Regions from separate parts of the Homo sapiens genome. Here region 2 is linked to region 1. A link is a contact called in ENCODE Hi-C data. All regions are on one chromosome and are shown on one strand. Each heading gives the region's core, a stretch centred on a gene start or an enhancer-like site at or near the end of the contact. The rest is flanking DNA. Distances are from core to core; before and after follow the strand shown. Region 1 has its middle 250 kb from the start of BMPER. Region 2 has its middle 290 kb from the start of BMPER.

The links. Hi-C counts contacts between places; a loop is a spot of excess contacts on that map. Pooled maps may share reads with other maps.
Region 2: a loop to region 1 is called in a map of gastrocnemius medialis, with 2.3 times the contacts of the local background. The contact joins two enhancer-like sites. A Hi-C loop is called at or near these places in 1 of 168 maps with a recorded cell type or tissue (gastrocnemius medialis) and 1 of 50 pooled maps.

The regions. Positions count from the first base shown.
Region 1 is chr7:34,156,747-34,160,248 of GRCh38, reverse strand. No RefSeq gene overlaps it. Among named protein-coding and RNA genes, the nearest start is that of BMPER, 250 kb to the right of the region's middle. Within about 2 kb of position 1,733, at least 5 of the 41 ENCODE cell types and tissues checked have a DNase peak (open chromatin) inside an H3K27ac peak, as active enhancers do; they include gastrocnemius medialis, where a contact is called at or near this core.
Region 2 is chr7:34,197,127-34,200,335 of GRCh38, reverse strand. No RefSeq gene overlaps it. Among named protein-coding and RNA genes, the nearest start is that of BMPER, 290 kb to the right of the region's middle. Within about 2 kb of position 1,820, at least 2 of the 41 ENCODE cell types and tissues checked have a DNase peak (open chromatin) inside an H3K27ac peak, as active enhancers do; they include gastrocnemius medialis, where a contact is called at or near this core.

The sequences.
Region 1 (3,502 bases), core at 484-2,983:
AAAAAGAGTTGTGTACTTAGGCTCGGAGCCTAACAAATGAACGATGCAAGAAACAAATGAAGTTGCAAGCATTACTGCTATAAAGATAACACATGTTAAGTGATGTGGGGTTGATAATATTCATACACATTATTTAGGCAAACATTTCAATACACTCGCTCTCACAAAACAGTCAAATTGGCCTAATGATATGAACAATAAGTCATGGAACCGATTTCAAGAAAAACAAATTTTGCTTTGCAAAATCGCATTCAGAATATATGCACTGGAAACCTACTTATAAAAAAAGTAGCTTGTAAAAATAATTTACAATTATTAAGTGAAATTAGATAGAATTTGAATCCAATAAAACAAGATTTCCAAAATTTTTGAAAACAATTATTTTACCAAGATTTTTATGATAAAAAATTAAAATGTGCACCATATTGTTCTTTGACATTTTTACAGTTTTTCCCCCTACTTAAAACCAAAGGAAATAAATAACAGATTTGGAAATAATTTCATTTGTATGGAAAATGCCTTCTCTTCTTTGCTGACCTTTCCCAAAGAAGAGGGAGAAACTGATGAATCCACTCTGACCCTCCGGAGCAGTCCAGGCACAGCAAACACCTCCCAGCTCAGCTGGACGTTCTGGTTCCACCGGGAGGCTTTTCTAGCTGCCATCTTTATTTTCTTTAACCAAAGCAACCCAACCATTCTATGGCCTGAACCTCCATGACAAAGCAAAGAAAGGGTGAGGCAATCCTGCTCTGAGTTACTGTGCTCTCAACAGGCAAGTCAACCCTGGTTTGGGGTCTAAATTCTCCTGCCAGGGCCTGGTGGAGTCGGGTGTCTTTGCATGTTCACAGATCATCAGAAAAATTCTTTCAAATACATCTCAGAAAATCACAGGATCAGGACAGTGTGTGGATCATCATGGAAATGACATTGCTTAGGCTGCATTGCTTTGACTATGAAAGCAGATATTCCTCAAGCATCACCCCATAAAACAGAATGGAGAATGCTTTTCAGTGCGATCAAGCCAGTTGTCCTGTGTTCCCTCTAAGGTTCCTGGGGTGTGTCTGGAATGGTAGATGCTGTGGATAAACCTGAATCTTCTCTTCTCCTTCCAGCTTTCATTTTCTTCTGACTGCCTGTTTGTTCTCAGAAATAGTGAAGTGAGCAAATAAGTTTAGGAAGACAGAATCCCCCTGGCCTGACTGTCTTCAAGAGCAAAATGGGAATTCATACCGAGTAGAGAGGGCCCTTTGAACCACCTTCTTCACGGAAGTGCCCACAAGGGGTCAGACCGGAACGCATTGCAGGCTCACGTTGTCACAAGGCAGCCTGCTGGCATGGAGGGAACCCAGCCAGTCTGCTGCCTCCTTCTCCTCCCCAGTGCCCCCCTAACCACTGGAGCCAGAAGGAGCTGTTCAGGATCTGATTCTTTAACTTACATATAGGAACGTGGTGAAAATGACAATATAATAAATGGTATTTACGCTCTTGGAGCCAAGGTGAATCTTTTTCATCACTACAAACATTTCCTTAAGCCCCAAATTTCACAGCTGAAGAAACTTCTCAGGGGAATAACTTAGTTAGCCAAGTTCCCGTTGGAAGAAGCAGAGAAGTAGCTTATGTAAGTTTTTAAGGCCTAAGCTAGGTTATGACACAAAGTGGCTAGAACATGACAGAATTGTTCCAACAGAACTCCGGGCAAGCTGTGTTTCCTGGCGTTTTACTCATAGGTGTCACCCGAGCTGGCGACACTAGCAGGACCAGCTGTTTAGACTCTAAGCCTCCTCTATCCATCAGCCTACAGTCAAGCAAGTCAACAAAAGCAGTGGTGAAATGTATTTACCTTGGAACAGTTCTGTTAAAGCAACCAATGCCTGTCTTCATGCAGTGGAAGACTGAAGGTCAGAAAGAACGCTCTTGTTAGCAGCCTCTTCCTTCCCTTCCCTCTCTAGATGCTCAAAAGACAGATGAAGGAAACACAAACACAGCCTGGTGCAGGAGGCAAGGTGTCTTATAACAAAATGCCTCAAGCCCTACTTGTGTGGATCCCACTAGAAACCAAGGGAAGCCTGAAAAAGCCTCCCAGGGTGTGTAAGTTGCATTGTCACAGCTCAAAAAAGTTCTGTGAATCTGTTACACCTCAGCAGAACCCAAAGCCTGTTGTTCCCTGCACACCCACACTGCCTGTTTGTCTCTCTCCTTATCTACTTAGTTACCTGTTCTTTAAATGCCCAGACTACTCCACTCCTGAAAATTCACACACACACACACACACACACACACACATGCACACACACACACATAGACACACACACACATCTTTGCAAAGGTAAAGGCTACTTAGTCCTCTACCAAGACTCATCTCAGTAGTCACTTTCTCTGGCACTCTTGACACTCTCCCAAACAGAAAACCTCAAATGGGGCTTCCTGAGGCTCCCACGGCCAGTGGTATGGCCCTCTGGTTCGTACCACAAGCCATTCATCCTGCACCGTGACTGTCTGCGGAAGGACCATGTCTTAAACCTAATGTTCAGAATGTCTGTTGAATTAAAGCAAATACAGCTTAGCAGAAAACACTTTGATTGACAGTAGAAATTCTTGTAGATATATTCCCTTGTCAGTGTTCCTTCTGTGGGAAATTGGCACCATCATCGCCACCCAGTTACTCAAGCCAGAGACTGGCCTATCCACCATCCAATCTGTCACAAACTTCTCCCCTTTTTACTTCCTACCTCGTGGTCTTGGGGTTTATCATCTCTCACCTGGACTATCTCAGGGGACTCCCACCTAGTCTTTTGACTGGAAATCCACTTTCATTGCAGTCACTGATCTCACTGAAACAAAGGCCTGGCTGGTCACATCACTCTGTTGCTTAACACCACTCATAGCTGGAGCAGACCTACCCATCTGGTGCCTCAGCCCACCAGGGAGCCATGTGGAGAATGTGTGATGGAGATTTTGGCACCTCCTCCACTCTCAAGGCAGTTGGACAGGACCTAAGATTCCCCAGATGTGACATCTAGCTCCAAGCACCTCAGTCTATTTAGCCCAGTACCTAGACAGATGCGACCTAGTCATGTGACATGACAAGGAGCTAAGACCCCAGCCCCCTAAGACCCCACTCCCACCTCCCAGCCACATCTCACACCTACAAGCTTCACCCTTGCCCTTCAGCCTGCACCTTTTATGGTGCAGCCCCAGGTATGCAGCTATTTGTTACCAGGAGATTTGCTCTCCCTCTACCTGAAACACCTTCCTACTTTTCAAGTTTCTCTAAATATAAATTTCTCATCCTTTTCCACCACATTGACCTTTTCCAAGCTAGCTTGCTCAAATTAATCTGAAAGGGGACCATAATAAAAATGGATCTGATGCATGTTCATGTCATTCAACTGGTTTAAATAAATCCAGTGTAGCAACATGATTGTAAAGCCAGAAAGAGCCCCTTAAAGAAATGAATGTCCGGGTTCTTAACTCAACGTCAGAATAATCATCAGCATTTGCT
Region 2 (3,209 bases), core at 571-3,070, 40 kb before region 1:
AGTGGGTGCAGCACACCAGCATGGCACATGTATACGTATGTAACTAACCTGCACAATGTGCACATGTACCCTAAAACTTAAAGTATAATAATAAAATAAATAAATAAATAAATAAAAAATAATACACCGAGTTATACACCTAACACACTCAATGCTATGGTAGCTGTTATTATCCCTGCTATTGTATTGTGCCATGCACTATATGCCAGGCAAAAGAAAGTCAGACAAAAATTACAAAGGGATCTGGAGAGGACAAACACTACTCCAAAACAGAGGAGACCACATTATTTCTCCCTGACAAGTCTGATGCTTCTCTTATCAATTCAGCCACCATGGGTGAGTGTAAGACACTACAAAAGTCTTCAGCTTGCTCTTCCTTGTTTGAAGGTGGAATGACTCCAGCAGCCTTTAAACACCTCATTTTTTGCCTGAGTGCACATTATACATAATTAATCACACTGCAGAGCCCATACCTGAGAAAGCTGTTAGTTCAATAATTCACCTTGTCTGCTTGCATAAAACAGATGTGACCCCCCCAAGCTGACTTGAAAGTCCATTAGTCCATGAGATGCAGTATCTTCCTGTGTATCTACCAGCTGGAAAAGAAGTAGCCCGAGTATGTCCTTGAACTGAGAAGGGGGTGAGTCCACCGCCTCTCCAGTGAACACTCAGGACGGGCAGGTTCCATGAACAGGAAATGGCCTCCTCCCAGGGTGGAATATGTGCCTTTTCAACCCATAAGGATAAAGCTAGCAAATGATTTTGCCCAGAAAAAAAAAAAAAAAAGGGAACTGAAAGAGAATGTCAGTGTTCCAAGTGGAGCCAATTAACTCATTTAGATGGTAAATAGTAATGTAAGTATAAGTGAATGAAATTATTAGACAATTTCAAACTCTAGCTTTGGGGCAGATAAAAAAGTAGGGGAGGAGCAGGAAAGTGATAGCAGGACACAGGAAGTAATCACAGATAAAGGACTGCTGAGTGTGAGGAAATCATCTGAAAGTGCTAGTCAGAATTCATTTGTCTCCCACCTGTAGTCCCTTGGCTTCCACAGCAGGTTCTTTTGCAGATACTCATTCACTGTTTTATGTAATTATTTATGTATTGAACATTTGAAAGAGAAATTCCCCACTTGACATCCCTGAATATGTATATATGTGTGCAGTAGCCAAAAATGACAGAAAGGACCAGCATAAAAGGTGTTCAGTTGATGATTGCGCTCAACTGAAAACAATAGCAGAGAGAGACTTAAAAATTCCTCATCAGGGGCAGATCAGCTCTGATCCAAGCACTGTCTGGATCAGGAAGGTTTATAAGTGAGCTGGGAACTGACCCAGGCCTTTTCTTCTTGCCTTTTCTGGCTAGGGTTTCTCCAGAGCCTTGGTGAGAGGGGTTTTGTAAGCAAGACTAGAAGGGTGTCATGGTTAATGCTGGGTATGCGCTTTGCACCATAAGTCCTCTGGGTACATGTGCACATGCATCTTTACGGATAATTTGCTGGTTTTGTCTGACTAGATTTTGAAGGGGTTTGGGTTGTGAGTTTAGAATACACAAACACGATGCAATTGCAGTTTATTGTTTGCTAAACTGTTCTAAGTCTGTGCCATAATGTGAGTTCAGTCCTTCTCAGCTCATTCTTTTGTTATTTTTATAGATCCTTGTAGTATATAAATAGTATTTATTATTTGTCCATGATTCCTCCTTCCCGCTTTGCCACTGCTGTGACTGTCCTGTGAACAGAGTGTACTTTCCATCCCACTGGCATTGGACTTGGCCATATAACTTGCTTTGAGCAATAGAACATAGATGGAGGAGACAGCATGTTCCAAGGTGAGGCTTTAAGACACATGGCAAGTTTCCTACTGTCCTCATGTACTCTTATGAGCTTCTCATTCACTGTGAGAAGAGTAGAATTCAGGTGGCCTTCAGCCTGAGTCTCAGAATGAGAGCCCCATTGATCAGATATGAACCCAACCTACAGCCTGAAGCCAAGTCCAGCTGAGGCCAGCAAAGCACCACAGAGTCATAGCTGACTCATAGACCTGTGAATGAGAAACAAGTATGTGTTGCTATTTGGGGATTCTTTGTTATGCAGAATCATTGTATCAAAACCTGACTAATGCAAGTCTCAAGTTAAAGACACCTCATATAATATCTAGGAGAATTTCAACACAATTGATAATTGCGTCCCACTCTCCAGAAGGGAGTGGGCAAGTAAGTAACTTTCCTCATTCAGTGTTGCCTAAATATGGCCTGTATCTGGCTGAGAGTGCCAAATATGTTATAAGTAATTTGAAGTCCAGAAATCAGGATAGCATTCTTATATGCTATTGTCTTAGTCCCTTCATATTTCCATAGCAAAATACCTTAGACTAAGTAATTTATAAACAACAGAAACTTATTGCTCACAATTCTGGAGGTTGTCCAAGATCGAGACACCAGCAAAATCAGCATCTGTTGGGAGCTCGTTGGGAGCTCGTTCCTCATAGATGGTGCCTTGTATGTGTCCTCGCATGGTGGAAGGGGCAAACAGGCTCGCTCAAGCCTTTTATCTTCTTTTTTTAAGTTCCGAGGTCCATGTTCAGAATGTGCAGGTTTGTTACATAGGTAAACATGTGCCATGGTGGTTTGCTACACCTATAGACCCATCACCAAAATATTAAGCCCAGCATGCATTAGCTATTTTTCCTAATGCTGTTCCTCCCTCCTCCCCTCCCCATGACAGGCCCCAGTATGTGTTGTTCCCCTCCCTGTGTCCATGTGTTCTCATTGTTCAGCTCCCACTTACAAATGAGAACATGTTTGGTTTTCTGTTCCTGTGCTATTAATGCCATTCCCAATCACCTCCCAAAGCCCCATTTCTTAATATTATAGCACTGGTGACTAGGTTTCAACATATAAATTCTGGGAGCACTTAAACATTCAGACCATAGCAGCTGTAATCCGGGAAACCCTGGGTAACTATTTATAGGTGTTATTTACTTCTTTATTAATACTAATGCAACCATTTATAAAAGGCTCACTGCTAAGTCTTTTACATATGCAGTCATTTTTCTGTATCTATGGGAAATTGGTTCCAGGAGCCCCTTCAGTTACCAAAATTCTCAAGTCCCTTATATAAAATGGTGTACTATTTGCATGTAACCTACATACATCTTCCCACATCCTTTAAATTATCTCTAGGCTACTTATAATACCTAATATACTGC